Linked DNA regions of Mus musculus: regions 1 and 2 are each linked to region 3. A link is a loop called in an ENCODE intact Hi-C map of the cell type or tissue named here. Cell type or tissue: gastrocnemius. All regions are shown on one strand. Links, peaks and the distances in the headings refer to the core of each region. The heading gives the core; the rest is flanking DNA.

Region 1 (10,562 bases), core at 2,350-7,349, 120 kb after region 3:
GCAGAGAGGGCAATGGGACTTCAAGGGCTCCTGCAGAGCACAGCAGTTCACCGCACACATGGAGAGTACACATGAACACACACCTAGGCCCCCATCCTTCGTTCCACAGTAAGAAAGAGGGGGTTCCATGGCCTACCGGGAGCCTGCAAAGAATTCAGTGGCTCAGGGATAAAGAGATGGCCCAGTAGTTAAGAGCACTGGCTAATCTTCCAAAGTACCTAGATTCAATTCCCAGCACCCATATGACAGCTCACTCCAGTTCCAGGGATTGGACAGACACATATGCAGGCAAAACACCAATGCACATAAAATAAAAATAAGTCATTATTAAAAACTCATTGGGGTGAGTCTGGCCTCATCAGGAGATGGCCCCTCCAAGGTCAGGGCTGCAGAAAGCAAGGGTGTTCCCACACAGCCTGAAGGCAAGGGGCTACTGTAGGCTGCCTAGAGAGCCCAAAGGGTTCATACACTCCACTTCTGAGCCACAGAGCCCCAGGCACACAGATACCACAGAGCCCACGCTCCATCTGTGATTCCTCTCCAGGAAGAAGGAAAGGAACCAGGCACCCTGAAAAAGAGACAGTGTTGGGTCCAACTGTCGGCCTAGCACAGGGCCACCCTGCTTCTTCCTCTCTTGACTTCTCTGAGAATTAAAACATTTAATTTTAGAGTTTATTTCACCTCAAAGTACAGTGTGGCAGACATTAAAGAATGCCCTGCTGGGAGAGAATACCCAGGAGACGACCTGAGCCACACAGTCAAGGTCAGCATTAGCATGGCCAGTCTGTGATGGAGGGACCACAGACACTATACTCCACATCACCAAGGCCAGCGAGCAAGAAGGAAAGTGGGAAGTCAGATAACAGGCTGCCCAGAGGAGCTAGGAGGACTGTGTAAGACACTGAAAACTCTGCATAGCGCATGGTCCACTCCTGGGAAAGCTGCAGTGCTGGCTCACCATAGACAGATCCACCTGCACTATCAGGTAAAAGAGGGAGGAACAGGAAGAGGGAGGAAGAGGACAGAGACAAGGAGGAAGAGGACAAAGAGGAGGAAGAAGACAGAAAGTAAAAGAAGTAGACAGAGAGAGGAAGAGGAAGACAAAAAGGGAGGGGAGGGGGCAGGGAGAGGAAGACAGAGGAGAGAGGAAGAAAGGAGAGAAGAAAGGAGACAGAGAGGGGGAGGAAAAGGGTGGTGGAAGGGAGAGGAATCCCCAACCAAAAAAAGTAGGCCATATAAAAACCAAAGAGAAAGAGCTACGGGCCACCACCCCAGCTCACCGTTTGGCTCAAGAGCCCAACTCAGCTCCAATTCCCCAAGTCTGTGGGGTGGGGAGGGGCTCCTCACAAACTGCTGCAGGCTAACAGCCCTGATTCAGGCAAAGAATACAGAAGGCTTCCTGCTCAGCATTGCTTACAGAGCTCTGCAGCCCAGAAGCAAACTCTTTAAGTGAAGACAGAAAGGCAGGGGAGAGTCAAGTGGGACCCTGTATGAGCCCCAACATGCAAATGGTGTGCTGGCTGCTCTGACCCTCAGATCCTGGGAACACAGCTGCGAGGCAGGGCCTGCCACAGCCAAGTCTTCGGCAGGCCTGGTTGTGGAAAGGACAAAGCAGGACGGCTCATCGAGCTAATGGGCACAGGCTGTGACTCAGAGCTGCACCCTGCCGTGTGCACCAGATTCCCTGAAATTGCCCGTCATCATCAGAGCATCGTGGTGGCTAATGACACAGGGCTCATCTTGCATGCCAGGGGCCCAATGCCCCAGTTCAAGCTCAGGCACGTCACAAGCCTCAGTTACTTATCTGGCTGCAGTGGTGGCTGAGATGTACAGCAGTCTCAACAAGCGGAAGGCCAGAACCATGGCATTAGGGTGACAGAGCAGCTGTGGCCAGAGTGAGGCCAAGGGCCCAATGACAAGGCAGCAAGGGGTACTGGGCCAGGAATAACACAATTGTCCCTTGCTAGCTTCTGTGTGTCTGGACCAAGTGGTTGCGATGGCTGGAGAGCCAAGCCCCACAGGACAGAGCTTTGAGTCCAGCTGGAGAATGCCCCTGGCTGGCTCTCAATCACCTTACATTTGGGGTCTCCTGGCTTCTAGTCCTGAGGGAGGGAACACACAGTAGCCTGTGGACTGACTTCACATGCTTGCAATGTCGGAGACAACATAGGTCAGGGGACATGGAGTGATTGCATCCTTGGGACAGAGGCCAAGGCCATCATTGAGATGTGGACTGGGTAGAGAAAGATCCTGCCACAGCCATACTTGGTGCATTAGCAACACAGCCACAGAGCCTGTTGTTAGGCTCTACAGCACAGGGCAGCTACCTGGGACAAATGTCACCCTTGGAGGAGGTTCCTTCTATAGAGAGCTCTGCAATCTCATAAACCCCAAGGACAACTGAGGACAAGCACCATGGCCAGGTGCTCTAGAGAGGACAGAGTGGCAGTGCAGGGACCATGAAGAAGTCCCCCATCCCCACTCCCACCCCCCCAGTGGTGATGTCCCCACACCAAGAGACCATCACAGTCACTGGCTTCAGGTCAGAGCAGGGACAGCAGCAGCTCACAGACTTGCACACATCAGTTCAACTCAGACATTGTGGGGCATCTGCCTTTCCAAAGCACTGCAGGGAATACTTGGCACATGGAAAGCATCCACCTCCCAGGTGTCTACCACACAGTAGAGGCAGGACAAGGGAGGGACCAGCAATGTGAGCCAGATAAGAGACAACCACTCCAAGCTGCGCTGCCTCCTGCTGGCTTCATCATCAGAGGGATCTGGCAGCTCAGCTGACAACTGGAAGGAACCACCCTCACAGGTGCAGAGAGTTAGGGTAGGGCACAAGAACCATCTTTGCTCCCTCAGTATGGGGGCTGCAAGGCACTCAGAAGCCAGTGCCATACCAGCTGATAGAGATCCAAGCCAGGGCAGCTCTCCAGCAGATCCAGCCGTCCTTTGGGGTCTTAGAGGGCAATTGATGTAGGCTACCTTCCCTAGGCTAGGCTAAAGGGTCTGACTAACCATAGTGGTCATAGCAGATTACACAGGGTGGAGGGGGAAGCACGACTGGGAGACCTTCAAATACAGGCCTCCTCATTTCCCATACAAGGCACTGTCCTTGGAAGCCTTATAACAGCTGTACAGTGTGCCCACTCCTCCAGAGACCCCAGTGCAAGAACAGCTTTCTATAGAGAGCATGAGAGCCCACCGCTCCTTCAAGTGCCACCTGCAGGGGCAGCTTCTGGAAGACTAGACAGAACCTGCCCAGGGCAGCACACACCCCCACCTTCAGATTCCTTGACCCTCAAATCACACCAGTCAAAGCTGCAACAGATGCAGAGAACCTTCAGAAAATACTGCAACCTGCAGATATCCTCATGTATCCAAAACCCAGTATGGTGCTGAACCAGAACACAAAACATAGACTGGACTAGAGGATCTGATGGAGGAGGGGTTGCAACAGTTCCCTCTGAGAGTAAAGCATTCCATTTTGCAGAGATGCATTTTAAACAGGAAGGTAAGCAACTAAAAACAGCTTCAGGAAGTCCCTGAAACCAACCAGCTTCACTTGGCCCCTCCCTGTCAGAGTGAGCACTAATAAAGCTGAGCTCAGGAAACCAGTCTGCCTGGAAGATGCTCAGACCAACTGAGGCACTGGAAAGGACAGTCTGCATCCTGACATCCTCCCTGCAGGCTGTGCGGTGAGCATCAGGTTCTCAGCTTTCTGAGCTGTCACTCAGGCCTTGGTGATGCAGCTGTCTGTGAGTCATTTCTGCTCCAGTAGGTGACCCCTCATGCATATGCCTGTCAGTGACCCCAATAAAACTCATGGCACCACGCTGGACTTTGGTGGTGCCCATACTAGGAACTGTCATAGGCTCTGTTAGCATTCCTTCTAGGCTTTGCCCAACAGTCACCTGGCAACAGCCAAGTAGCCTGGCTTCCTATAAAAGGGGTTGTGTGGTCTCTTCTTGATCTCTCTGACTATCTTTTCTCCCTGACCCCTTTCTTTCTCTCTCCCCGTGTTCCTGGCCAACCTCTTCTCTTCTTCTCTCCCTCTCCTCTCTCTCCTCTTTCTCCTCTTCCTCCTCTTCTTCTTCTTTCTCCTCTTCTTCTTTCTCCTCTTCTTCTTCTTTCTCCTCTTCCTCCTCTTCCTCTTCTTCTTCTTCCTCCTCTTCTTCTCTCTCTCTTTCTCCCTCCCTTCCTTCCTCCCCTCTCTCTTCTCTGTCTTTCTCTGACTCTACTCCCTTCTCAAATTCCCTTCCTATGCCCTAAATAACCCCTATTCCTCACTCTACCTATATGGCTGGTACTTTAGAAAGAAGAGATGTTTCAGTATGGGCCCAGAGGCACCCCTCCCACCTCTACTGTGCTCTACAAAACACATCCTGGCTCTCCTTTTTGTATAAAATACAACAGGCTTCCTACCTGGAGAAAGGCACAGTCAAGGAGCCTGCTAACTGCAGCCAGGAAGCCAGTGGGAACAGTTGCCTCACTCAGAAAGGTGGGAGTGCCATCTAGTGGTCACCAGGAGTGGGACATCCTGCTTATATTCTCACACACAAATACACTCAACCACACCTGCTTAGGCAGGCAACAGCTGCACACATATAGTGACTTGCAGCAGGAGTAGCCATTGATTTGGTTTAGATCTGTGGGTGTCACTGGCCCTGCGTAAATCACGAGGAACAGGTCCTTGCCACTGCCACATCACTTCTCATGGGATCCCTGAGCCCCAAGTGTCAGCTACCATAGCTGCCCTCCACAGAGGTGGGAGCAGAGCACCATGGGAGGAGTCACATGGCTGGACAGGTCTACACAGAGGACGATGTCACCAGAGGCTAGGGGGCCACACTGGGGGTTGAGGACACAGACAGGGATATTGGGAGTTAGAATTCGGTGTAAGTGTGTAGCTCAACCACCCCAGAGGGGCCCACAATGAGCATGGTCCAAGCAGGGTTAACTGTAGAAGAGAAAGAAGAGAAGCACAGGAGACAGGCCTGCAGGATCACCTGTGAGCTTATCTCGACTGTGCTACCTGAGGACAGAAGACTGCACCATCCCTTGGGTTGGGATCCTGGACCACAAATGAGGAGAGGGAGCTGCAACAGCATCCATCGAATCCCCTTCCTGTCATGTGACCGATTCAGCTCCTCCCCTTTATGACAGTAGAGTCAGGCAAACCCTTTCTCCTCTTGTCAGGATTTTGTTACAACAGGAAAAGCAGCTAAGAGCCAGGGCCGACAGAGTGCTGCCCACACATCCCTGACCTCCCAGAACCAACAGAGTTCACCTCCCCATGCACAGGGAACTGAGCGTATGGGGGCTGTCCTGGATGACCAGCGTCACCACAAAACCCTCAGACAGAGGCAACACAGTCAGAGGCAGCCTGGGAGACGACTCGTGGCCAGGACTGAAGGAGGAGAAAGGGTGCCCAGGGCCAAGGAATGCAGGACCTCTGACCCTGGGACAGCGCAGTGCATAGCTCCCTACGGCTCTGGGAACCAGAAAGCAGACACAACACTAACGGAATTTCTCACCTCTGTAACTGCAAGGAAACAGTTCTGGGACCGACAAGACATGAGAATGTCAAAAAGGGAAACGGGTTTGGGGGTACATTTTCCCATCCAGCTAGGCCATCAAAGGCATTCATATCAACAGAGCTGTGTCTTCCAGGGAAGGAGAGCTGCCTAGGGCTGAGCATGGACTCCACTGTACAACAAGAACTCCCAGCAGGTGGCCCTGTCACACCTGGAGCCTCAAGGAGGTGCTGGACAATGGGGGCAGAAGGACCACACTGTGTGATTACAGGGTACAACTAAGGGGCAGCAGATCTCCCTAGTTTCCAATGTTTGAAAGAAGACCTGAGCTGTCACCTTGTGCTCCAGGGAGACCAAGAGCCACACAAGGGCCCCAGACACAAAGCACTTGAAGGGAACGATTCTGCTGGCACCTCACTCAGCCTCCAGGTCTCACAGAAACCAGTCCCTGTACTGTGGCTGGCAGGTGACACACATCCATTGGCCTGGCTGAGGCTCAGGCAAGACCAGAGCCCCCATCCACTGCCCAGGATGACAGGGGTACATCCTGTGAACATCAGTCCTGGGTCAGTGTACCTCCCCAAGTCAAAGAGGGAACTGGAAATTCCCCAGTGGCCCCTCAGCAACCATCAGGTCTTCCCATGGCTCACATCCTGGCACTCACCAGGACTTAGGCTCGCCGAAGTGCAGGTAGTTGATGCTGTAGAGGTCCATGTCCTCTGTGTGCCAGGCAAACGTGGTCTTCCACATGCCAAAGTACAAGTAGGGTGTATTCACGCCCTCAATGATGGTCCCGCATTCGCGCTCCACCATGTCTAGGATGGTCCTCAGATTGCCGATGTTCCACTGCGCCACGTCCTATGGACAATGAGTGTGCAGTCATCAGAGTCCTTCCAGGACATGTGTACCTGCCTGTACCCTGGCTGCATAGTCACCCAAGGTACAAAAGGATGACTGGGGTATGTCAGCATCACGGGCCCTTCAGACAGGTCAAGGGGCCTAAGGTCACATTAGGGCTGCTTAGGCTCCACACTCTTCGCCACCCCACCCTTCTTGGAACAGCGGTTACACATAACTGTCCACAAGCCAGCACATGTCAAGGGACAACTACAACTTGGCAGTGACGTCCATACCTCTAAGTAACACTGAAGGACAGTCTCCATGTGGAGTAATCCCTTCACAAGCATGTGAACCCAAGCTCAAATGACAGCCCTTCCAGAACCTTGCATCAGACAAGCCTGGACAGCTTCAGATGGATGCAGGCAAATACGGATGGAGCCCCCACCTTGCCCTAAGCTCCTGTCAAGTGCTGCGAGCTGGAGCTAAGGCACAGTGGGAGCCTCAGGTGCCTGCACCTAAGACTGCCCCTAAGAGAGCCACCAGAGTACATGCTGGGGTCTCAGCAGGGTGATCCTGGTGATGCCCAGTTCCATAAGGAGGACAGAGGCTACTGAGGTTACAACAGTGTGATAGCAACAGGTCATTATGTACTGGCCAGCAGCTGGAAAGCAGACCAGACCAGCAGGTCCACCTTTGATGCAGACCTCAGAGAAACACAACCCTCATCCACATGGACCTAGACAAGGCCCACAGGAGCCCAAGCAGGCCTCAGCCCACACATCTATTGCCTGACAGATGGGGTCATGCTGTGTGGTCCCTCCACTGTAACTGTTTGTGGAGCTAGGTCTGTTTTCTGGTGTGATAGGCATGGCTGAGCAGCTCTGTGAGTACAGTAGAGTCCACTGAACCCTATGTGTCTAACTGCTGTGCCATGTGGCTTGTCATCCGTATATGGCCAAGCTGCCCATAGAAACAATCACAGCTACTGAGAGGACTCACCATGAAGGTCCCTGACACCAGCCTGGTGACCCCAGTTCAGAGACACAGAGAGGCCAGACACATGTGCCTACACACAAAAAGAGCCAGGAACACTCACACCACACACAACTTATAAAAACACAAAAACCACCAGGGACAGGGCTCAGTGGGAGGCCCCAGTACCCATGCAGAAAGTGGCTGTGACGTTACACACCCATAATCCCAGCCCTGGGCAAACAGGGGAAGGCCTCTCAGCTTGCTGGCCAGCTAGTCTAGCCTAATGAGTGATGTCTAGGTTCAGTGAGATGCTCCCAGCCAACAAGGTAGGTCAAATGACTGGGGAGACAGCTCAACACTTAAGAGACTTAAGAGTCTGGCTGCTCTCCCAGAAGTTTAGTTCCTAGAACCCACATGGAGGCTCATACCAGAAGTACTCCAGCTCCGGGGAACTCAACATACATGCATACAGGCAAAACACTCTTACACACAGAATAAAAAAAGCAGCTGGGCGTGGTGGCACAAGCCTTTAATCCCAGCATTTGGGAGGCAGAGGCAGGTGAATTTCTGAGTTTGAGGCCAGCCTAGTCTACAGAGTGAGTTCCAGGACAGCCAGGGCTATACAGAGAAACCATGTCTCGAAAAACAAAAACAAAAACAAAACAAAAAAAGCAAGTTAATACATTTTAAAAACCCAACAATAAAATGACAGTAGGCCAAGTAACCCAAGTACTCAGGGTAGAGCCTGGAGGTAGGCAGACCTTCTTGAGGTTGAGGCAAGCTTGCCTACACAATGAGACCCTGTCCCCACTGCAAGAAACCCAAAGTAGACAGGGCTTGGATCTGAGAAACACAGATGAGATTATCTGCTGGTCTCCTATGTGCACATGTGTGTGTGCATGCACACACACACACACACACACACACACACACACACACACACACAGTCGACCAAGAGAACCTTGCAACAGCATACAGTGAAGTGCCAGAGCAGACTCAGCTCTGTTACAGCTCCCAGCCGTGGGCTCCCAGCTCCACACCTCAGCGGGCACCACCACCACAGAGATGGTTCAGGCTGTGGCCTCCTATGCAGCATGCCACCCTGGGCCAGAAGACAGCACAGCCCTGCCAAGTAGTGAATAGGGAACACAGAAGTGGGAGCCACCGGAGTTGGGGTGGCCCTGAGAAGAAAGGTATAGCCACTTTCCTCCCATCCCCATGAGTCCACATGGTGGCCAGGTATAGCAGGCACTTTTGGGCACTTACATCGTCGTACAGGGAGCCACTGATGTCAGCTCCATAGATGGGTGAGACAAAGGTCAGGTTCTTCCAGTACTTGCGCTCCAAGTCATCGAAGTCCTGATGGCGTGGGGTACAGTACCTGTAAACAGTGCAGTGGTTCGGGTTAGGTTCTGGGCAGTATAATACCCTCTAGGAGCCTCAGAACCCAACTCCAGAAACAAGGCTAGATGTACAAGGAGGGGCATAGAGCTTTGGAAACCAGGGGCAGCTGGAGCTGAGAGCATGGGGACCATGTGTCTGTGCATGCTGTGACTGTAAGCCACAAGATGCACGGAAGCAGGAAGAGGTTTCCAGGAAGCATGGGGGGACCTCCCCTGAAGGGCCACCTTCAGGCCACATACTGGGATGAGGGAAGCCCCCTAGGGACAGAGACAGGGACAAGGTAAGGGTCAAGCTGGGCCTCTGGAAAGTGAGAAGCCTGAGCAGCAGAGAGACTGCTCTCACCCACATACTTTTCACTATTGGCTAGGCGGCGGTACTCCCCCACAGTCATGGCCTTCTTCTGGATGTTGTACTGTGTGAAAAGCCCCGACTGGCCCGTCACCACCTGCTGAATAGGCGCTGGGATGACCACATCGTCGATGTCATCATACGTCTGCCGTGGCTTCCACTCCTTGGGTGGAATGATCTGCGGGGCCAAGAACGGTGTAGGTGATAGAGCTCCCAAGGGTAGGGGATCCCAGGTCCCCAATTATTTAAGTGCTCCAGGCTAGTGCTGCAGTACAGGCACCACACAACCATGACAAGACAGCTGTGACAAACAAGGGGCAGTTGGGTCCCACTGCAGCAGGCACACACACACACACACACTCACACTCACACATACACACACACATACATGCTCACATTCTTACAGATACCCACACATAAACACACAGACTCAGATTCTTATACTCACACACATATTCTTACACAGACACACCATACACATACATATACACATTCTTACACAGATAGCCACCCACACATTCACATTCTTATAGACATGCACGCATACACACACACAAATACACCATAGCGCGAACACACATACACACACGCACGCACGCACGCACGCACGTACGTACACACACCAGTCAAGGCTGATGAGCCTATGCCCTTGGCTCATACACGGCTCGGCTCATACGGCAGAGCACGGGCCACAGATGCTTGTGGTGTCTGTCCATCTGCCCTCAGAAGGTAGGAAGAGGTGTGTGCTCATGCTGTGCTGTGTGTGCCTAGGGCTCAGATGAAGTCAGCCTCCCCAGCATTCTCTCCCATGGATTAACATAGGTCCACAAGGTTACAGGGAACCTGAGCCACAACTTAGTATGACAGCTCCATTCAGACAGGCAGGCAAAACAGTAGAATGCAAAGTTTAGGCAGAGTCGCAGGGCCCCAAGAACAAGGTACTTAACCTCTGCCACTCCATCAATAATTAAAAGTGTCTCCTGGCACCACCACCCCTAGGCATCAGGTCCCCTTCCAACCCTAGCCCTCCAAAAGCTTTGTCCCTCATAGCAGCAGGTTCTGTGTCCCACCCAAGCTAGGCCACTCCCTAGAGTCAGGAACACAACATGTGCCCTGATTTGGTCTAGGAACCCTGGGCTTGTTCAGAGGGCTCCACTTGTGCACAGGAGCCAACTGTTTGAAACCTGGACTCCATCAGCTATTCTTAGAGCCCTGGATCAGGAGGGCAAATCCAACCTGTCTGAGCCAGCCCAAGCCACAGCCACAAAACCAGTGTCTGCCTCCATGTTTAAGAAGGTCGGGGAGGCAGTGCCACAGTGTCTGGGCACAAAGGAGCTTGGGAGTGGCATGACGCACCTTGGCCAGGCCAGCACGGTGGGCACCCTGCGACTCAATGTACGCCACATATCTGTTGAAGTCCCTGAATTCATCCATGGTGGGGCGGAAAGTCAT
Region 2 (10,562 bases), core at 3,301-8,300, 54 kb after region 3:
AGCACTAGTCTGGTTTTGCTACAGTAGATGTCTGATGAATTATCGCCTCAATTTTTACTTTTAAAAACACCTGGCATGCGGAGTTGGCTCAGTGGTAGAGGGCTTGCCTAGCAAGTGCAAAGCCCTGAATTTGGTCCTCAGCTCTGAAAAAAAAAAAAAAGACAAAATAACAAAACATCTGGCGGGGCTGGCGAGATGGCTCAGTGGGTAAGAGCACCCGACTGCTCTTCCGAAGGTCCAGAGTTCAAATCCCAGCAACCACATGGTGGCTCACAACCATCTGTAATGAGATCTGACTCCCTCTTCTGGTGTCTGAAGACAGTACTTACATATAATAAATAAATAAATCTTTAAAAAAAAAAAAAAAAAAAAAAAAAAAAAAAAAAAAAAAAAAAAAAAACATCTGGCATGCTCACACACACACAGTAAGGCCAAGAGCATAGTGGTGTCTGGAGTTGGTTGTTGAGACAGCCTCAGGGTTCCCTGTGGCTCAACTATTCAGTAAACAGATGAACCCTAAGCATATTTAATCACTATAATTTTTTACCCTAAATTACTGGGAAATCTTCATGCAAGGTCTCATATTAGTTAGATGTTTAATGCTGTTGGCTGAGATACCTTGTACATAGTAAGACTTGTTTCCTGACTGCTAATCCTCTTTGCAAATATCCATCACATGGTAGGCCTTCAACAGCACGTCTCTAGCTTTATTCTATGAAGCCTTTGTCAAGTAGCTTGCACATAGTATGTACCTGTATGTATGGCTTCTCTCGTTCTCCCTGCTTGGCATGGTAACCAGAACGTAGTAGGTACGAAGGTGGTAGGTGATTTTGCTCCCATTCTTTGGAGCCCTTGGGGGTGCTTGGCACATAGTAACTACTCAGTTTCTGGAGCTTAATTTTCAGTCCTTGTCATGGTGCCTGGCACATAGCACATGCACAGTTAAGTGCATCTCTTTGTATATTAACGTATGTAGTTCCTGGCGTGTGCCTGGCCCATAGTAGGTATGCAAGACACAGGCTTCTCTCCTGCCATTTTCTGAAGGTCATGACAAGTGTTCTAGCAATGAGCAGGTGCTTTAGCATGGTTGCCTTGTGGTGCTGGGCACATAGATGCAGTGTGGGTCCTGCCAGACACAAAGGAGGTACTCAGTAGTTGCTTTCTGTATTCCATGAAGCCTGTATCACATTCTTAACACACAGTAGGTATCTGATGACATACTCAGGCACATAGTGGAGCCCAGTGGTGAGAGTGTTCACCACCACCACCACTTGTTCCAGTGCCTGAGTCACAGCAACTGCCCTATGCTGTAGACTATGCACATGGCAGTCACTATCCCACAGCAAGCTCAGCAGTTCTTGGCCAGCCCTCCCGGACCCGCCCACCCGCCCATCTCACCTTTGATTGACACCCACTTCTTTTGGGTTCGACTTCTCTTTGGTTCGTTCTGTTTTGTTATCATCTTTTTATTTTCTCTTTCCCATCTTCTGTCCCTGCCTTCCCCGCCCATCCCACCTCCCCGCCCCCACGCTCTCCCCAATAGAACCGTCAGCCCCCCCTCAAGACGTTAAGTGCACCAGCTTGCGCTCCACGGCCATATTGGTAAGTTGGCGCCCGCCACCGCCAGAAACTCACAACGGGGCCCTCGTGGGCTACAGCGTCCGCTACCGACCGCTGGGCTCAGAGGACCCGGACCCCAAGGAGGTGAACAACATACCCCCGACCACCACTCAGATCCTTCTGGAAGCTTTGGAGAAATGGACGGAGTACCGTGTCACCGCCGTGGCTTACACAGAGGTGGGACCAGGGCCCGAGAGCTCGCCCGTGGTCGTCCGCACCGATGAGGACGGTAAGCACCAGCCCAAGCCATACCCGGGCTGCGCCGGCCCCTGGCAGCTCCAGCTCTGGGACGGGACTGGGGTCAGCGGGAGCCAGGAAGCCAGTGCAAGCTGGCCTCGAAGTTGGGTGCCCTCCTCCCAGGGTATGCCTGTAGGTGGCCTCCTGAGTCTTAGGTGCTCTGGGGCCCTGCACCATCCTGCCTGGAGGCAGGCGGCCACCTCCACCAACATACACCCACAGCGGCCTGTTAGAGGCCAGATAGCCTCCAGTGAAGAGCTAGTGTGAGCTACAGGCCAGGGCTGGGAGCCAAGCACCATGGGAAGAAGAAGTGCTGTTAGTGTCAGTGCAGGTAGAGGGAGGGTTTGGACCTGATGAAATCTGAGCAGTTGTTCTGCTGGCCTACTAGACCAGGAGATGATGGCGTTTGGGGAACTCCTACCTGACTGCCTAGTGCAGTCCCAGCTTTGGGGTCACGGATTCCATTTTCCAAGCCTTAGTTTCCCCATCTGTAGATTGCAGGGATGTGTATCAGTTCAGATGGGGCCATGGAGAAGGGCCACGGGCTCTGGGGACCGTGGTGGTCATTATGTGGTGCTGCAGCAGGTCCTGGGAACATAGGGGGTAGAGGAGGGCCATGCCTTTCCCAGGCCAGCAGCTATCCAACACCCTGGCCAGGGGCAGGGCCTGGCGCCCTGGTAACAGCCCCGCTGCCCCCCTCCTGCCCGCCAGTGCCCAGCGCGCCCCCGCGGAAGGTGGAGGCGGAGGCGCTCAACGCCACAGCCATCCGAGTGCTGTGGCGCTCGCCCACGCCCGGCCGGCAGCACGGGCAGATCCGCGGCTACCAGGTCCACTATGTGCGCATGGAGGGTGCCGAGGCCCGCGGGCCACCGCGCATCAAGGACATCATGCTGGCGGATGCCCAGGTGGGCAGGCACGGCTGGGGTGGCAGGGGTGCCTGGGCACTGTCTCCTCTCTGCTCCCCACTCCGCTGCTGGCTCCCCTCTCACTTCCCTCCTCTCTCTCCCTCCACCGCCTCCCGCTCAGTGGGAGATGGACGACACTGCCGAATATGTAAGTAGTTTTCCAGGCCATTCTGCTGTCCTCTCTGTGCATTCTGCATGCCTGTGGTCTCCCCACCTGTGTCCTTGCGTGCCCTCCATAGCTTCTGATGGACCTAGGGTCGGGAAGGACAGCTGTCAGAGGTGGCTCTAGAGCAGGGTGAATTTGCACTGTGTCCTCAAGCAAGACACTGCCTGTCTCTCTGCTGCTCTGAGTCCGTTTGACAGGAGACACAGAGGCTCTGTACAAGGTCCAGAGTTGCCACTAACCTGGCCTGTGCCCTACAGGGGTTTCATGCCCCAAAGGGAGACCCTCTTTCTTTCCTGCCTGTTTCTGTCTCCTCCCTCCACTCCTGTGTTCCTGAGAATTTCTGTACTGCCAGGCACGAGCGCGCGCGCGCGTGCGTGCGTGCGTGCGTGCGTGCGTGTGTGTGTTGTGTGTGTTGACCAGAGCCACCCAGGTGGGCATCAGGACCTAGTGTGCTTGAACATCTGCTGCCTGGGGTACAGTGTAAACAAACTGTGCCCCAACATGGAGTCACACTATTACCTGTATAGGGGCAAGCACCAAGCATGGGGTGGTCAGCACAGTAGGAAGGCAGAGGCTTATTGCTTCGGGATTTGATCGGAGACAGGATTAGCCTGACACCCCAATCTTCACCTTAGAATTTCAGGGCTGGCTTGAGTCGTGGCCCGCACCTCTCCATCCTGCCTCTCTTCTCAGAGTTATTCCATTTTAAGTTTGCAGCTTGCATCTTAACATTAGATGGCTGTTTCATAACTGGCTTTCAGATTCCAGATAGGGTTAACTGTTGAATTTCTCAAGTTGGTTGTGGGCAGCTCTGATAATCCAGTGGGTTCAGGGGGAAGCCAAGCCCTGGGGTAGGATGGGGCCTGGGATGTTAGAGAAACACCCAGGACCCCCCTGTAGCTGGAGTGCAGTGCCTTTGAGAAGCAGAGAGGGAGGAAGGAGAGCGGGGCAGCAGATGAGCAGGGTCTGGTGGACTATAGAGAATTGACCTGACTCCAGAGAAGGTGGGCGCCTTGGAGGAATGATTCTGATCGGGATGCTCTCTGATGGCTATTGCCCTGGGTATAGGAGCAGGGGACCTGGTGGTGGCTGTGTGCCCAGCTTGTGTGTTTCTGACAGGAGTGTGGACACTGCATGTTGCAGCCTGTGCATGAGCTCACCAGCATGTTGCCTGTGGACTGGAGGCATCATCTCTTGTGACTTTCTTAGGGGAGAAGGTGAGCAGGGCTGGCACCATTGCTGACCGTGCCCACCCATCCCACCCACAGGAAATGGTGATAACGAACCTCCAGCCTGAGACTGCTTACTCTATCACAGTAGCCGCGTATACCATGAAAGGCGATGGCGCTCGCAGCAAACCGAAGGTGGTGGTGACCAAGGGAGCAGGTAGATACCTATCCACTGCACAGCCTCTGGCTCCACAAGGCCAAGAGCATTTCCCATGATTCTCAAGCCAGAGTGGTTTTAAGACGCACCAGCCAGGTGGACCCAAAACAGGAAAGACATGGGCCCTTTTCAGAGGTTCCAGAGGCCAGGCACTGCTGGCCCTGATATCCATCTCTGCCCAAGTCACTCCCTCTCACCAGACACTATACTCATTTGGCTGTCTCCTCTCAGCTGCAAAGTGGGAGTCAAGCTTAAAGGTAGCCCAAAATAGGTCCATGTGCCTCACAGGGAATCCAAGTCTTTGCTTAAAGGAAGTCCTTCCTAAAATGTACCTTTAAAAACTAGACCTTAAGGACTGGGAGTGTGGTCAAGGGTGGGTCCCTGCGCAGAAATCCCTCAGTGAGGGGCTGCCTTTGGGGTTTGGAGAAACGTGGCAGGGCAGCTGTTTCTCCCTCCACAGTGCTGGGCCGCCCCACCCTGTCGGTGCAGCAGACCCCCGAGGGCAGCCTGCTGGCGCGCTGGGAGCCCCCCGCGGACGCGGCCGAGGACCCGGTGCTTGGCTACCGCCTGCAGTTTGGGCGCGAAGACGCGGCCCCGGCCACGTTGGAGCTGGCTGCGTGGGAGCGGCGGTTCGCGGCGCCTGCACACAAGGGCGCCACCTATGTGTTCCGGCTGGCAGCGCGGGGCCGCGCGGGGTTGGGCGAGGAGGCCGCGGCAGCGCTGAGCATCCCCGAGGACGCTCCGCGCGGCTTCCCGCAGATCTTGGGCGCCGCGGGCAACGTGTCCGCGGGCTCCGTGCTACTGCGCTGGCTGCCACCCGTGCCCGCCGAGCGCAACGGCGCCATCATCAAGTACACGGTGTCCGTGCGGGAGGCCGGCGCCCCTGGGCCCGCGACCGAGACGGAGCTGGCGGCGGCCGCCCAGCCGGGGGCCGAGACAGCGCTCACGCTGCGAGGGCTGCGGCCGGAGACGGCCTACGAGTTACGCGTGCGCGCACACACGCGTCGCGGCCCGGGCCCCTTCTCACCCCCGCTGCGCTACAGGCTCGCGCGGGACCCAGGTAGGCGCCGCCCCGGGCCCCGGCCCGCCCCTCCCCACAGGTAAGTCTCGGCCTCCAGACTCAGCCCAGGCGCCCGAGGCTCCAGTCGGTCGGTCGGCAGGCACAGGTGGGATGCGGCTTGGAGGCCACGCCCATTGCTACGCCCCTCCCGCTTTTCTCCGCAGCCGCGCCGTCTCTGCAGCAGCAGCAGCAGGCACTGGGGACAGGGCAGGCAGGGCCGGGCCAGGCAGGAAGGCCGAGGGCACAGCGGACCACAGGGACAACAGGGGCCGCCCCACGCGCCCCTTAGCCAGCGCCCGGTTCTTACTGGGCCATCTTTCTCTCTCTCCCTGCTTGCCGCCGCCCTCAGTCTCCCCAAAGAACTTCAAGGTGAAGATGATCATGAAGACTTCAGTGCTGCTGAGCTGGGAGTTCCCCGACAACTATAACTCACCCACACCCTACAAGGTACTACAACAGTGGAGGAAGGGGCGGGGCGGGAGGTAAAATCTGGGAGCCTGAGGGAGATTGGGCACAGTCAAGGCCACCCCAGATCAGGATTCGATGATACTTAGATTTCACAGTTTAGTCTGAGATTGAGGCGCAGTCTACGATTAATCACAGCTGGATCAGGGTCTGTCAGGGTTGCTACTGAACCTGGGATCAAGGCTCAGTCAAGTTGAAGCCTAGTCAGGACTGGCACTCAGAGCTGGGGTTCTGGCCAAAGCCAGGATTTAGTATGTTGTTCAGTCTTGGTCAGAAGCTAGAGTTAAGGGACCTCCTCGAACAGTCAGTTGTTCCTGAGCCTAACTCCAGGGCTTTGCCATGTTTGAAGGTCAATCAGGGATCAAGGCTTAGTTGGACCTGAAGGTTATTTTTGGACTGGAGCTCAGTCAGCTCTGTACTGAATTAGAACTCAGGAGCTAAGTTTGGGTTTAGGTTCAGTCAGATGGTTCATCCAGAAGTGAGGCTCAGTCAGGATTGGTCCAGGACAGGCAGCCTGAGGTTGCAGCTCTGCTGGGGTTGCTAGGCCCCGGCCCATTTCTTGCTGAGCCAGCTCTGCCTACAGATTCAGTACAATGGGCTCACCCTGGATGTGGACGGCCGCACGACCAAGAAGCTGATCACACACCTCAAGCCACACACCTTCTATAATTTCGTGCTCACCAACCGTGGCAGCAGCCTGGGGGGCCTGCAGCAGACGGTCACTGCCAGGACCGCCTTTAACATGCTCAGTGGCAAGCCTAGCGTCGCCCCGAAGCCCGACAATGACGGTTTCATCGTGGTCTACCTGCCTGATGGCCAGAGTCCTGTGACCGTGCAGTATGCTAACCCCCCTCCCCCCATACCTGTCCCTGTAGCTGTCAACCCACTATGTGACTGCATCGAGCCACACATCCCTTCTGTGACCCCATTTGCACACTTACTGAGATAAGGGTCACGTGAACCTGCCTCATGCGACTGTCCCCATAAAGCCTGACCCTTCACTGGGCGACCTTTAGCCCCCGAAAAGATTCTGGTCTGTGCTTCAGGCTAGCGGGGAGGCCTAGCTAGGAGTCTGCAGTGAGGACCTCAAGGGGCTTCCTGGGAGGCGGGGAAAGGGCGTAAGATCACGTGGGCTTTGAGGGATGCACAGGACACTGAGATCTGGCACGCCATGAAGTAGGCAGAAGGCAGATAGCTAAGAACTGGGACGTAGAGGCGTGTTACTGCAAGGGGTTGGGATTGGGACACGGGTGTCACTGAAACTCTACCCACAGGAACTACTTCATTGTGATGGTCCCACTTCGGAAGTCTCGAGGTGGCCAGTTCCCTGTCCTACTAGGTAGTCCAGAGGACATGGATCTGGAGGAGGTAAGGCCACCCCGTCTCCATGGGGCCTGCACACAGCCAGGCTGTGACGCCCGTCTCCCCTAGGAGCGCTGAGGCCTGTGACACTCTTTCTGCAGCTCATCCAGGACATCTCCCGGCTGCAGAGGCGCAGCCTGCGCCACTCCAGACAGCTGGAGGTGCCTCGGCCCTACATCGCCGCTCGATTCTCCATCCTGCCAGCTGTCTTCCATCCTGGGAACCAGAAGCAATATGGTGGCTTTGACAACAGGGGCTTGGAGCCAGGCCACCGCTATGTCCTCTTTGTGCTTGCTGTGTTGCAGAAGAATGAGCCTGTAAGTCCTCGGCAGCGTCTGCCTACATCCTAGCTTCCACCTACATCCTAGCTTCCACCTACATCCTAGCGTCCGCCTACATCCTAGCTTCCACCTACATCCTAGCGTCCGCCTACATCCTAGCTTCCGCCTACATCCTAGCTTCCGCCTACATCCTAGCTTCCGCCTACATCCTAGCTTCCGCCTACATCCTAGCTTCCGCCTACATCCTAGCTTCCGCCTACATCCTAGCTTCCGCCTACATCCTAGCTTCCGCCTACATCCTAGCTTCCGCCTACATCCTAGCGTCCGCCTACATCCTAGCTTCCGCCTACATCCTAGCTTCCGCCTACATCCTAGCTTCCGCCTACATCCTAGCTTCCGCCTACATCCTAGCTTCCGCCTACATCCTAGCTTCCGCCTACATCCTAGCGTCCGCCTACATCCTAGCTTCCGCCTACATCCTAGCTTCCGCCTACATCCTAGCTTCCACCTACATCCTAGCTTCCCCACCAGCCTGGAGACAGGATAGAAATGGAGGTACAGAGGTCACCTGGTGGCTTGCTCTATGGATATGTGGACCTCTCTGTGAGGTTGACCCAAATCGATCCCCAAAGCCAAGCATAGACGTTGTGAGCTCACAGAAGGCTAGGCCTGGACAAAGAGACTGACTGGACACGGGGTTGGGGTGAGGGTCCCTAGGGTTCATCCTTTAGAGGAAAACACCACCTTAGCTGGGGCTGAGAAGGATCAGCAGGAGCTCAACAGAAAAGGTTTCCCATCCCCCATGTGCCCCAGGAGAGAAGCCTGGGAGCGGCCCCGGCAGCGGGCATAGACAGCTAGAGGGCGTTAGGCCAGTTGGGGGTCCGGATGTGGCCAGCACTGATGACAGCCCCTCCGCTGCCTCTGTCCTGCAGACATTTGCAGCCAGTCCCTTCTCAGACCCCTTCCAGCTGGACAACCCGGACCCTCAGCCCATTGTGGACGGCGAGGAGGGCCTCATCTGGGTGATTGGGCCTGTGCTGGCCGTGGTCTTCATCATCTGCATCGTGATTGCCATCCTGCTGTACAAGAAGTGAGTGAGCCCAAGGGCGGGAGGAGGACACTGAGCTAGGGGACTGTGCTTGACCATAAGGGTGTAGCTGCTTAAGTGAGGGACCGTCACACCTGTGCCAGAGAAAACTGAAGTGACCTCCTTGGAACGGGGTCCAGGCATAGAGGGAAAGCACCAAATGACAGAAACTGGGAGTCGGCAAGATTGGGAAGCCACTGACATCACAGAAGGGGCTCGGTCTGACCTGCACAGTCTCACTTGGCATTCTCTTTTTCTCCTCTCACCTGCATCCGGTCTGGGGACAGCAAACCTGACAGGTGAGGACTGGCTTGAGGCAGGAGGATGACGGGTGGTTGGAGCTGGGCTCATGGGACGTGGCTACTTCAGTTCTCCAGGTGGCATACGTGTTTATACAAGGGCCTGGGATCAAGGCTCAGTATAGGATTGGAATTTAGGTGAGATTGAGGCTCAGTCAGCTTGGAGCTTAATCTGGGATAAGGGCTTGTCCTGGATTGTAGTCCAGTCTAGGACTGAAGTTTAGTCTATAGGACGAATGATTCATCTGGATTTGGGGCTCAGCTAAGGCCGAGAACCCAATCTGAGGTTGATGCTAGTCTAGGATCCAAGGGTCTTTGTAGGATTGAGGCTCCATAAAATTAGGGTTCAGTGTGTAAATGGCCCATTCCCTACCTCGTGTTTGTAGGTCCTGGGCCATGTGTCCCTGAGTGTGTGCACACACACTTTGGGGCATATGCTAAAACATTGGCTTTCTGTCCCTTCCCTCTCTGTCCTTGAAGCAAACGCAAGGACTCAGAGCCCCGCACCAAATGCTTACTGAACAATGCCGACCTTGCCCCCCATCACCCCAAGGACCCTGTGGAAATGCGACGCATCAACTTCCAGACACCAGGTATGAGCTGACTGTGGGGGCCAGAAGCAGCTGGGGTGGGGCCAGAAGCACCCCCTAAATGAGCCAGGCTCTGATCACCAAAGCAGCAGGTCATGTGACTGCCACCTTCTCCGAGAACTTAAAAAGTCAAAAACAAAATGAATCAGGCAGAAAGGCAGGGGGGTTCATATCACACCCCCTACCCCGTGTCCTCCATCCCTCACCCAGTGCCCTTGGGGTGGAGTTGAGGGTCATCCTGGTTTGTGTTTGCACACTGGCCTTGGAATGTGTCTGTGCCTAGTCTCCACCCATCAGCTCATCAGGGCTCATTGTGTCTTCAAGAGGAAGGCTCCCCAAACTCCCCATCCCCTCCATGGGCTTCAGCTGCTTCCTTCCACGTAGCAGGCTTCATACGTAACTGAAGGCCATGCCCTGTGGGTTCCACATAGTTTTCCCTCTCCTTCATCTCTGGTCAGCCAGATTTTCACCCCATGGGGGCTCTGTAACCTGTGGGTTTAACTCCTGGTGCTGTCCTGAGAACGGCAGCCTCACAAGCCCTGACTTGTGTCCTGCTCAAGCTGGTTCGTCAGCTTGTCTTTGAGTGCCAGCTGCTCCCTCTCAGAGGGCTGCGCTTCACAGCCCTCTGATTCTTCCACCTGTTTGTGTGGCTGTCACTCTCCTCCAAGACGGTGGGCCACCGGCCTGCAGTGTGGCTCTGGATGGCTGTGGCCACACCCTGCTGGATGACAGGCAACCATGAAGGAGTGCTGTAGACCATCAGGAGTTGAAGGGTCTCTGGGGAGCTCAGAGCAGCTGGCGGGACCTGAGGCTCAGGGTCAGGTCTGATGTATCAACATGAGTGTGAGAGACCCCAGCCACCTTCAGCTGCAAGAGTCAGGACACATGGAAACTGGGGACAGTTGGGGAGAGGGCATCACACATGCACACAGCATCCATGTGCCATCACTCAAACATGCACACAGCACCCATGTGCCATCATTCACACATGCACACAGCACCCATGTGCCAGCACACATGCACACAGTACCCATTTGCCATCACTCACACATGCATACAGCACCCATGTGCCATCACACATGCACACAGCACCCATGTGCCAGC
Region 3 (10,562 bases), core at 2,673-7,672:
ACAAAGTCACCATGAGGACAAGCAGCAGGAACAGACTAAGGGAAAATGAACCAAGAGAGTGGAGGCCATGGAGAGGCCAAGAGAAGAGTCTCTGAGCATTGACAAAGGAACCGGGGGAGGGCACAGAGGGCCCAAGGCAGCCTGAACATTGCCTGTGGGTGGAACAAAGGCAGTGGAAGCCAGAGATGGAAGAGGGCAGCAGGGAGAGATCAGGCACTGCTTTAAGGGATGAGAGGAGCATTTGTGCTTTAACTCACAGGGAAGTGGAGCTGTAGCGATGTGGGCGGAGAAGGGACCAAGGATTCCCCAAGGACCTCAGATCAGAAGCAAAGGTCAGATAGGATGTGAGACTGACATAGATCAATGGAACTAAGAATATCAACCTACATATCCTTCAATCCACGCATTCATCCACCCACCCACCCATCTATCCACCCACCTGTCCATCCATCCATCCATCCATCCATCCATCCATCCATCCATCCATCTGTCCATCCATCCATCCATCCATCCATCCATCCATCCATCCAAACAGCCATCCATTGATCCATCCATCCATCCTCCTATCCTCCCACCCATCCATCTAAATATCTATTCATCTATCCAAACATCCATCCATCCACCTACCCATCCATCCACCCACCTTCCCATTCATCTATTCCTCCACTCTTATCCTCCCATCCATCCAACCAGCTCCTCGTTGGTCCATGGCTTGTGACCCTGTCATTTCTTTACACCCTGGCTGTTTCCCCATTTCTGTCTCTCTGTCACCTCCCTTGCCCCTGAAGTGTCAGCTGTGGTCCCCCCAACCAGGTGTCCTGCACAGTTTTCCCCTGCTGCTTTCCTTGTCACTGGCTCTCCCTATCCCTATCCCTCCACTTGTAGACTCCCAAGGTAATGACATTAGTTGCTGTCTTACAGGTACAGAATCCAATATTCAGCCCCCTCCAGTCCCAACACCATTGTAACCAGACCTTTCTTGCTTCAATTTCCCTCTCTGGATAGTGGGGTTCCAGGCATTCCTTCTGAGATTCACCGTGGCATATTAGGATGCGTTATGTGATTGAATCTCACACCTCTGTGGACAGATCATTGTGCGGTGACATTGGTCAGTCTGTCTGCCCTCTACCTGTGACACCGAAGCCTTTGGGCTGATGTACCCAGGGTCTCGAAGTGAGACACTGGGTCAGGTCCTAAAGATTCCACTGAAATTGTTTTCTTATGATCTCCAGGAAGATTTAAAAAGAAAATTCTAAGTCTTGCTTTGACAGTCTTGATCTAGAAGCTAGGCCACCTCTGCCCTGCCTAGGACTTCTTCCTCTGTTGGGCAACAGGTTCCTCTGAGAGGCTAATTAGGAAAAAGGAGACACTTCCCCTCCCCCTCCCCTGAGCACACAGTGCCTGAAGGGTGTGTGCCTCCCTCAATCCCTCCCTCCCCTCTCCCAAGCCAGGTGTGGTGGGAGTACCCCTGACCTGAGGGACTCAGTTTCCCCAGGTTGCGTCATCTGCTCTAAGGCTGTTCCCTGGAGAAAGGGGAGGGAGGAGAGGGAGGAAGGGGTGAGATCACCATTGAGGAGATTGTGGCTGGTGCCAGGAGCTGAAAACCTGGCTCAGCCCAAAGAATGGAGTTTTTGAGGTCTTCTGGATGGGCAGGGTCAAAGAAGAAGATCAGGCAGTCTTCCCAGCCACTTGCCATCCTGCTTTGTAGATGAGGGCAGTGGTGAGACACAGATAGAGTGACTCTCAAAAAGTCACACAGCAGATCCAAATCATAAATGGGATTTTAATCACACTTCTCTGCTGTTGTGAATTCAAAAGAACCTACATGGTGTTATAGGCCCAGTGCCCTGTCCCAGGGGCCACTGCCACAGTCCTTTGCCCCTGAGCTTCAGGGTACATGGCTGATCCTATCATGTTCTGCTGCTACTGTGTCACCCTGTGCCCTTCTACACAATCACATATTTTTGTTGTTCTTTTGATTTTTTTGAGGCAGGTTCTTTCTTTGTCGCCCTGGCTGTCCTAGAACTCACTTTGTAGACCAGGCTGGTCTTAAACTCAGAGATCTGCCTGCCTCCTCCTCCCTAGTGCTTAGATTAATGATGTGTGCCACCATGCCCAGCTCACATTCACATATTAATACACACCTCTTTTTTTTAATTTTATTGAGACAGGTGTCAGTGTGAAGTCGTGGCTGAGAAGAGTTCGCTATGCAGACTTGGTCAGCCTTGAACTTGTGGAGATCCACCTGCCCCTGTCTCTTGAGTGCTGCGGTCACAGCTATGCAGTATCCATTCCAGTCACTGTGTTGTTTTACCGGGTTCCACCAGTTTGGCTGCATTTTTTTCTTTCTCCTGCCTTTTTTGGACAATACCACAAGAAATCGTCCACAGAGCTGCAGCTGGGTATGGCTGCAGTTGCCTGTTATGCAGGCAATTTGGGAAACTGAGGCAGGAGGACTGCTATGAGTTCAAGGCCAGTCTAGGCTACAGAGGCTCAAGACAAGACCACTCAATGCCCAAACTGAGAAATGTCCCTTCTCCCTCTGCCTCACGCAGGTCTCTGCCAAGTGCTGAAGCAGGCAGTGCTGTCTCAGCCACCTGCAGACATAAACGCTGCGGTGGGACACAGGGCCAACCACTGGAGTGTGACCAGGCACAGGCAGGGGCCATCCAGGCAAGGGGCAGTGAGTGGAGGGCAGGTGTGTGGACAGCCGCCCAGGACCCCTCCACCTCCATCTCTCACAGGCTGTCACCAAGTGTGGACGTGGGGAGAGGAGGGCAGAACGCAGCTGTGTGATGTGGCTGAGGGGATCTGAGATCTCCAGAGCAGAGTTGGCCTCAGCCCTGGGGCTGGAGCTGCAAATGAATTGATTTGAGCTCTACACAGGAGCCTGGAGCAGGCACAGCAAACCACCAATAACCCCAGACTGGCAAGGCTTCTCAGTCCTTTCTTAGAAGAAAAAAAACAAGGGTCAGAGACAGGAAGCAACTTAACCAGCAATCATAGGGTCCCAGGAAGCTCCACACTTACCTGTACAGACAAGGACAGCCAACAACTCTTTTAATGCTCTCCTTGGAGGTGGCAAAGTGGTTTCTATGAACAGAAACTGCCTCTTGACCCTGGGGAGCACACATAGTAACACACAGACCCCTATGTTCTAGTTGATTCATGGCAGACATCACTAATCAACAACCGAGCTCTTTCCAGGACCCAATAAGCAGACAGCACTAGTAGACTCTAAAATTTCTTTTCCTGCAGCTCTGAGACTGATGCTCATAATATTTTTGTTGGTTTTGTTTTGTTTTGCTTTGCTTTGCTCTGTTGTGTGTGTGTATAGCCCTGGTGTCCTGGAACTCTGTAGACCAGGATAGCCTTGAACTCAGAGATCCAATTGCCTCTGCCTCCTGAGTACTGGGATTAAAGGCTTGTGTCAGCACCCCCCACCCCACCCCCCACCCCAGCATATTTATTTTTTAATGAGACATGGTCTCAGATATATCAGCTTGTCCCTGAGTCTTTCAGAACTTTCTTTGTAAGCTACATATGGAGTGATGCCTCCCCCACCCCCAAAGAAACAACAAAACTAAAATGCAGGATTCAGGGAGGAACCTATATGGACCAAGCATGACCTTGATGTGACCTTTGAGGAAAGGGTAGCCTGTGGCCTGCAGAGCCTCTATCCAGCGCTGGCATGGAGCCTTGAACTCCCACCAGTGTGGAGGACCCAGTGTAGGCAGCTTTGAGGACAGGAAGTGTCCATCTTTATACCCGGGCACTCCCCAACCCCCACCAAGTTGGAATGGCGTGTCCCTTTCTCCTCCTGAGAAGTGAGGATTTAAAAATAATTTTCCCTTTTGCTTTTCCACTGTCACTTGACTCCCAAGTTTGAATCTGAGGGTGCTGAGCAGATGACATGTGCTGACTGGAGAAGCCCTTGCTGCCCCCTCAGCTGATCAAGTCGATGACAATCTAACAATGGAGGGCACAAGGGTGTGTCTCACTCCCTCCTTCCCACAGAGGGCCCTTCAACTCTGCTTTCTGGAGACCTATGTTCTTCAGCCCCAGGGCCTTTGAACATTCTGTTCCAGGAACCACATGTTTGTCCCACATCGGGTCTTTATGTCCCAACAAGGGGAGGTATCTAAGATTAGCCCTAGGCTGACCTGGGGACATGGGTGAGTAGGGTCACAGTGAAGCACAGGAAGAATAGCCAGAGGACAATGGGTGAGAAAACTGTGTGCGGGGCTCCAGGGTCCTTCTTTCAGAGAAATAAGAATTAAAACTGTGTAAGGCTTCGAGGGGCCCAAACCTGTCACGGCCCCTATGCACCAGGAGCAAGACTTCGGGCCCCGGGAGCAGGAGCATGCAAGTCCAGTCAGTCTAGGAGCTCGGGGACTCCACTTGCTTCTTCTCAGGAACCTTTCATGCCAGGGCAAAGAGGACCCCATCTCAAGACCAAGCCCCCATCTCGTCCAGGCTTCCCTAAACTCTATCCAGCATACAGAAACTGGGTTTCCACTCCCGCCTATGCCATGTGACACCAGACTGGTCTTTAACCTCCCTGTGCCTGTTTTGTTGCACAGAACACCAACCATAGCTAGATCCTTGGAGGACAGTGTGCCAGGAATAGGGGGTTGTGGGGTGGAACAGAGACTGTCTGTAATCATTGAGTCCAGCTTTGGGGTTGCAGGCAGCTCATTCACGTGCCAGCTACTGTAGCTACCACCAGAGGGCAGCAGTGAACACAGGGTCCGCTTTCTCCATATTGCCCTCCATAACTCCCACGTTCCTCCACAGCACAAGCCCTTCCTGCAGCCCACTCTGCCCCACCCCTCCTGCTCCCTCCTCCCGGGAACTGCTGCAGCCACAAAGGTTTCTGGGCTCCTCCTGCTTGGGTTCTGTCCCGTCCCAGGCCTTTTCTAACAACACAGGCGTTTGTCAATGGAGAGCAAGCTTAGCCCAGAGCTTGTATGATGGTGCACACCAGTCATTTCAGCATTCAGGAAAATGAGACAAGAAGGTGGAAAATTTGAGGTCAACCTTGCTTAGTGTAACTCTGTTGCAAACAATCAAACAAACAAATCCTAAACATATCCCAGAGCCCCACAATGCCTCTTGTCTGGCAGCCTCAGTTTCTCCTGCTGTGACAGGGGTGTTGGGGCTGCACTTTCTGGGCACCCTTGAATCACAGACTGTGGCCTTCCCATCCTGTACCAGTCACCCATGACAGCAAAGGCTTTGAATTGTGATTGTAGACATGGGCTGGAGTTTCTGTCCTATGATGGCACTCGAGCCACTCTGGTATGTTTATATTGAGGAAAAAAAATTCTTTACCTCAGGCTGACCTTAAGTTCATTCTACAGTCGAGGTTGATCTTAAGCCCCTCATTCCCATGTCTCTGCCTCCTGGCGGCATGAGCTCCAATCACAGAATCCCTAATCGGCTAGAAGAAGCCTTTTGTGAACACTGGGCACTCCACTGGAATTGAAAGAAAGAAAGAAAGAAAGAAAGAAAGAAAGAAAGAAAGAAAGAAAGGAGAGAGAGAGAGAGAGAGAGAGAGAGAGAGAGAGAGAGAGAGAAGAGAAAAACAGGAAATAATAACCAGGTACTGGAAGTTGCCAAGAAGAGCGTGGGCATCTGGGGAGAGCCCCTCGAGCCCCACAGACTCAGGAGGGAAGGAATGTTCCAGAGCGAACTTTTCACCCAACAATGAGTCATACTGCCCTCCGTGTGTGTGCCAGGCTGGGCAGAAAAACCAGAAGTTTAGAGCCCACTGGGTCCCGCCCTGGATCCAACACAGCCCCCTCAGAGAAGACCGGTTCTGCTGGTCTGCTCAAATATGGTCACTGCTCAGTACCTCCCCTTAGGGGGCTGGGTGCAACAACAGTTAGAATATGCTGAAATCATTGTGCAAAGTTAAGCGGTGACCCCGACCTTGCGGCCTGAGCCACGCCCCCAAGCCTCTCTTGGGGAATTCTAGGCTCCACCAATTGCGGTGATTGGTAGGATGACTCACCTCACTCTTCCTACAGCCCTAAGTCATCAGCTGTTGCCACACAGAGACAGGACATCGAGGCACAACCCGAGCAAGGAGCCTGCGTCATGAGAAGCAAACGGAGGGTCATAGCATTTCTGACTGTGAGAATACCTCTTCAGCACAATATTGGGAACAGTCTGCCAGGAAGTGGTTCTGGGAATGGTCGTCTCTGAGCAGCGAAAGGAACATCTCACTAGGCTGAGGACCAGCATGTACCAGGGCCCTGGGGCAGGCCGGAACCTGTGTGGGAGGAGTAGGGGCAAAGGAGGAGCAGGAGTCTGCTGTGACTGAAGCAGAGGTAGCGATGGCCGCCCTAAGTGGCTGAACACATAACCGGCTTTGGGTTGATATATTGTTGCCTGTCTATGCTCTGTCAGCTGCAGGCCGATTGTTCTGTTTTGTTACTTCTGTGTAAATGGCATTTAACACAGCGGGGATCTGAGAGGGGATGAATGGCCACTGGAAGCTTCCAGACTCTCAGACCCGCGGTTTACATGTTCCCCTTCGCTGCTCACGAGGACCCAGGGGGCAGAAGCGGTTACTCAGTTCGGACAAACAAGGCAAGGCCTGGTTCCCTCCCTGATGGATGGCCAGTCTGCTCTGGCATGGCCAGTCCTGCCAGCACCCAGCTCCATAATATATGAGTACACACTGTGTGCAGCCAACAGTGCCATACACCTGCAGGGACTATGCAAGGATGTGGACATCTCCACAGAGTACCCAAACTTCAAGTACCTGCTGTGCATGAGAGAAACTACACTAAGGGCCCCTGAACACTATGCAAACCTCCGGCACCTTCTACGTGCTCCAATCTCGACTAGCACCACGTACGTCAATCAGGGTCACCCCAGTCAGGCAAGAGGACAAAGCCGTCTCTGCTAAACTGGCCGCGGTGCAGGCTCTGGGAAGCCCTGTTCTTAATTTAGGCTCCTTGTCAATTATTCATGGCACTCTTCCCCGTTTATGACCCAGTCCTTCCGCCCGGACTCTTCGGCTCCAGGCTCTTGCTCATGTCTCCAGCTCTGGGCCGGAATGAATGAATTCCAGAGGGGAAAAAAACCCAGACTGTAAAACAAAATCGTTTCGTTATTTGAGGCAGGGTCTCAGGTGCAGTCCACACTCGACTCACACTTGCAGCAATTCTCCTGCTGCTGTCTAAAAGTTTCGCACCCCATGCCTGTGACTACTCTTTTCTTTAAGGTGTTTTTCAGTCTTTTGCTGCATTTCATCTGTTTGGCATGTCTAGTAACTCAGTGGACATGGGTGTGTGCATACATGTGGAGGTCAGCGCCATAGGAGTCAGATTCCTCCTTCCACTATGGGACTTTGGGGATTGAAGTCAGGTTCTCTGGCTTGGGCTGCAAACACCTCTATTTGCCGAGCCATTTTGAGCCCCACCCCCACTTTTAAAAAATTTTTTTTAATGCCCAGCTCATCCTCCTTTTCCCAAGCTGGTCTCGAATTCATTGTTATCCCAGGCTGTTCAAAAACGACGTCCTCCTGCTTCAGCCTCTTCAGCCAGCAAGGCGGGCTTGATGGGAAAGATTTTAGGGAAAGGATATTTTGGCCAAAGAAAGCAGAGTGGGGAGACAGGCAGGAGGCTCAGGTCATCCTCAGTGTAACTTGAGGCCAGCATGGGCTACAACAGAACTTGAGTTTAAAAGGAATCCAGAGGAGACAGGCCGGGCCACGTGTCCCACGTCCCACGTGCTCCCCGGGCCTTCTACAGGCTCCTGAAGCACGTGACCCAGCAGCGCCTCCTCACTGGGCAGGCATCTGCGCGCAGGCGCAGTACTGTACACGGCCAGGCCCCAGGGCCGCGGCGGCGGAAGGGGTGACGTCACCGGCTGGGGGCGCGCGAGCCGCAGTGGGGTTTTGCCCCGCCCGCCAGGCAGCTCGGGCCGCGCGCACACGCGGAGCCGCCGGAGCCCGGGCCGACCCGGTGCCGGGAGCAGCATGCGGAGCCCGCAGGTACCGGGGTGCACGGGGCGCACGGGGGACACAGGGGGCGGGGTGGGCGGCGCCGGCTTTGTGCTTCCAAGCTTCTCCGCCTTTGTGCTCCGAAGGGGGTCCGGGCTGCAGCCGTAATCGGATTCTGCAAGAAGGAGAGGGATGTGGAGGACCTGGAGGGATGGAGCTGGAGAAATGGGGACCGCGAGGGTTGTGGACCCGGAGGGACAGAGACCCACAGAAACGGGAACCGGTAGAGACAGGGTCCAGGAGGGATGAGGACGCGCGCGGGCGACTTGGCCCGTACCCAGGGTCACCGACTGCACCAGCCGGGCGGGGACGCGGTGTGCGGTGCGCGGTGTCAGCGTCTGGAGCTGCAGACCGGGCCAGGCGCCTCAGATCACCTGGGGCTTCGGTTCCACCCTTCTGCGGTCCGGGCGCCCCCAACCCCCGACCTCCCCCAGCTTTGGGATTGGGACTGCTCATCCACCCTCATCCTCGCGATGCGGGGGCCTGTGGGGAACCCCGGGGAGCCAGCCTGCGGCCCTAAGGCCCCCGGTACACCCCAAGAGCCCCCCGACTGGCTGAGGGTGGTGACGTCACCGGGGGCGGGGACTGGGGCGCAGAAGGAAATGGGGTCCGAGAGCAGGTACCCCCGTTGCAATGCGAGCTGGGTCAGGGCCAAGTTCTCTGCTCATCGTGGAGCCTCTTCACCCCCAAACCCCAGCACCACTATGAGCGAGGATCCTTTTGATTGCCACACCCCCCAAATCCCTGTGCGTTACCCCTTTTCCCTGCTCTCAAATCTGCCTCCATATGCCCCCGAAAACCTGCAGCAGGTGTGAGCGCCCATCTTCCCGGTCACCCCTCACCTCGTCTCTCCCTCCAGTAGAACCTCCTAACGGTCACTTCCCCGGGTGTCTCCTGGCCTGGCAGGGGTTCCCTTACGCTCACTTTCCAACCTGAGCAAGGATGTCCCTCCCCCAATAAACCGTCCTTGGTGCTCACATGGAGACCTCTGAGGTGTCCCAAGCCTGGATGGGCACTCGGGGATCCAAAGAGTCTTCTACAGAGCAAGAGGGATCCCGAGGGTGTTAGATTGGTGGACACATCCTGTTCACCCATCTTTCTGCACCTGGATCCTGGGTCCTGGCTTCTGTACCCCCCGGGGGGTGCTGCTGTCTCTATGGTGCAGATAACGGCCGTCTGCTTTGTCTGGGCTAGCCTGGGACCCTCCTACTCGGGCTCTGGCCTCTCTTGCCAGCTGCGACTCCTTCCTTCATTAAAGGCCGGGTAGTGGGAGCTGCCATTTGCATAGACTCCCCTCCCCCCTGCCCGGTCTTTTCTCCTTTCTTTGTGTCCCTCCCCCTGTCAATCTCCAGCTGCCTTCTGTCCCTGCTCCTGCCTTCTGCCAGCTGATTTCTTGGCGGCTGCAGGCGGGCAGCTGGAGCTGGGGGCGGCTTCCCGCCCCGACCAACCTCAGAGTCCCCAGCTCGGAACAGTGGGGGGACACTTAGGTCCCAGATAATGTCTGTGCCTGGCCTCCGGTCCGTCTCCCTGCCCATCGCGCCTGGGTCTCCAGAGACCCACAAACTCCCGTCCTGTCCCTTGTGGGGCCCCAAGGAGTATGGGGGGGACACACCCTCACCATGACATTGCATTTCTTCTTGGGGATGGCTCTCCCACCCCCAGTCCCCCGGGGGAAACCAGCCACCCGCCACTGAGATTGCCCTGAGCATCCTCCTAATTGGGCTCAGGGCGAACGAACCGTCGCGGGAGCCCGGGCTTCCAGGCGAGCTCTGCGGCCGGTATCGCGCCCTGGAGGGTGACATCCGTGTCCCCGGAGGATTGGGGGGCTGTGGCCAGGTGCCAGTCTTGGGGCGGCGCCCGCAGGGGACAGCGATGCCGACCGGGTGTGGCCAGGAAGGCTGAGGTCTGTCCGCGGGTCCCATGGGATTGGGGGCTCTTGGTGTGTGGCAGGTTCACAGAAGGGGACCCCACATCCACGGTCCCCACGCTGCAGTGTGGCCGTGACCCTCCGCACACTGGATTAGTCTCAGAGCCTCTGGGGCCCTTGTCTCTACCCCAGGAAGTCGGGGTGTCCTCGTGTCCCTCGTGGACTCAAAGGCGGCCAAGTGCCTCTTGGTGACTCAGTTTCCCCTGCTGCGTTGACTCTGTGTGTCTCTCGGTGTCCGCGGACCTGTGGCTTCGCTGATGTCCCCACCTGCCGCGTGGCCCTGTCGCGCTGGCCCCGCGCTCACCTGTTCCCTGTGTCTCAGCCGCCGCGTGGGGGAAAGGAGGGAGCATCGAGAAAGTTCGGGGTGGGGGCGAGCCAGAGGAAAAGCCTAAAAATAAAGATAGATATTTATAAACCCGCCGGGTCGGGGGACACCTAGCAGCGCTGAGCCCTGTCTGTCGTCCTGAGCCCCACTCGTCTGCTTGTGACTTAGCCGGAGGGGAGAGTCTTGGAATCTGGTTGGGATAGTAGAATGTTGCGTGGTTGTGGTTTCCTTTTTGGGGTGTCCCTCAACCGAGGACCCTCGTGAGGGAGAGATATGTGCCTAAGATAGGACTG

Evidence for each region. Peaks named below come from ENCODE experiments on the same cell type or tissue, not always from the same donor. Only the 100,000 strongest peaks of a DNase experiment are listed, where the experiment ranks them.
Region 1: a loop joins it to region 3, with 6 times the contacts of the local background. A loop is called at or near these places in 22 of 42 quality-filtered maps.
Region 2: a loop joins it to region 3, with 6 times the contacts of the local background. A loop is called at or near these places in 15 of 42 quality-filtered maps.

Annotation. Positions count from the first base shown.
Region 1 is chr17:56,351,702-56,362,263 of GRCm38, reverse strand. Kdm4b (lysine (K)-specific demethylase 4B) reads right to left here. Exons shown (of 23, transcript NM_172132.3): 2 at 10,467-10,562; 3 at 9,113-9,288; 4 at 8,625-8,739; 5 at 6,208-6,401. Among named protein-coding and RNA genes, the nearest start is that of Kdm4b, 31 kb to the right of the region's middle. In gastrocnemius, for the core only: a CTCF peak has its summit at 4,523 (motif pointing left); DNase peaks (open chromatin) are centred at 2,768 and 4,515.
Region 2 is chr17:56,420,139-56,430,700 of GRCm38, reverse strand. It overlaps Ptprs (protein tyrosine phosphatase, receptor type, S), which reads left to right. Exons shown (of 33, transcript NM_011218.2): 11 at 1,544-1,849; 12 at 2,569-2,762; 13 at 4,197-4,314; 14 at 4,775-5,374; 15 at 5,724-5,821; 16 at 6,423-6,676; 17 at 7,114-7,207; 18 at 7,303-7,518; 19 at 8,415-8,572; 20 at 8,857-8,868; 21 at 9,349-9,461. Among named protein-coding and RNA genes, the nearest start is that of Mir6977, 6.5 kb to the right of the region's middle. In gastrocnemius, for the core only: no CTCF peak of the experiment used is centred there; DNase peaks (open chromatin) are centred at 4,954 and 5,499; H3K4me3 peaks cover 1,750 bases; H3K27ac peaks cover 2,085 bases.
Region 3 is chr17:56,473,786-56,484,347 of GRCm38, reverse strand. Gm32822 (a long non-coding RNA gene) reads right to left here. Exons shown (of 4, transcript XR_385656.4): 1 at 8,996-10,562; 2 at 6,017-8,132; 3 at 3,031-3,119; 4 at 2,148-2,945. It overlaps Ptprs (protein tyrosine phosphatase, receptor type, S), which reads left to right and starts at 7,868. Exons shown (of 33, transcript NM_011218.2): 1 at 7,868-8,008. It overlaps Gm9258 (a long non-coding RNA gene), which reads left to right and starts at 8,075. Exons shown (of 1, transcript XR_105855.2): 1 at 8,075-9,000. In gastrocnemius, for the core only: a CTCF peak has its summit at 4,720 (motif pointing right); a DNase peak (open chromatin) is centred at 4,744; H3K4me3 peaks cover 128 bases; H3K27ac peaks cover 398 bases.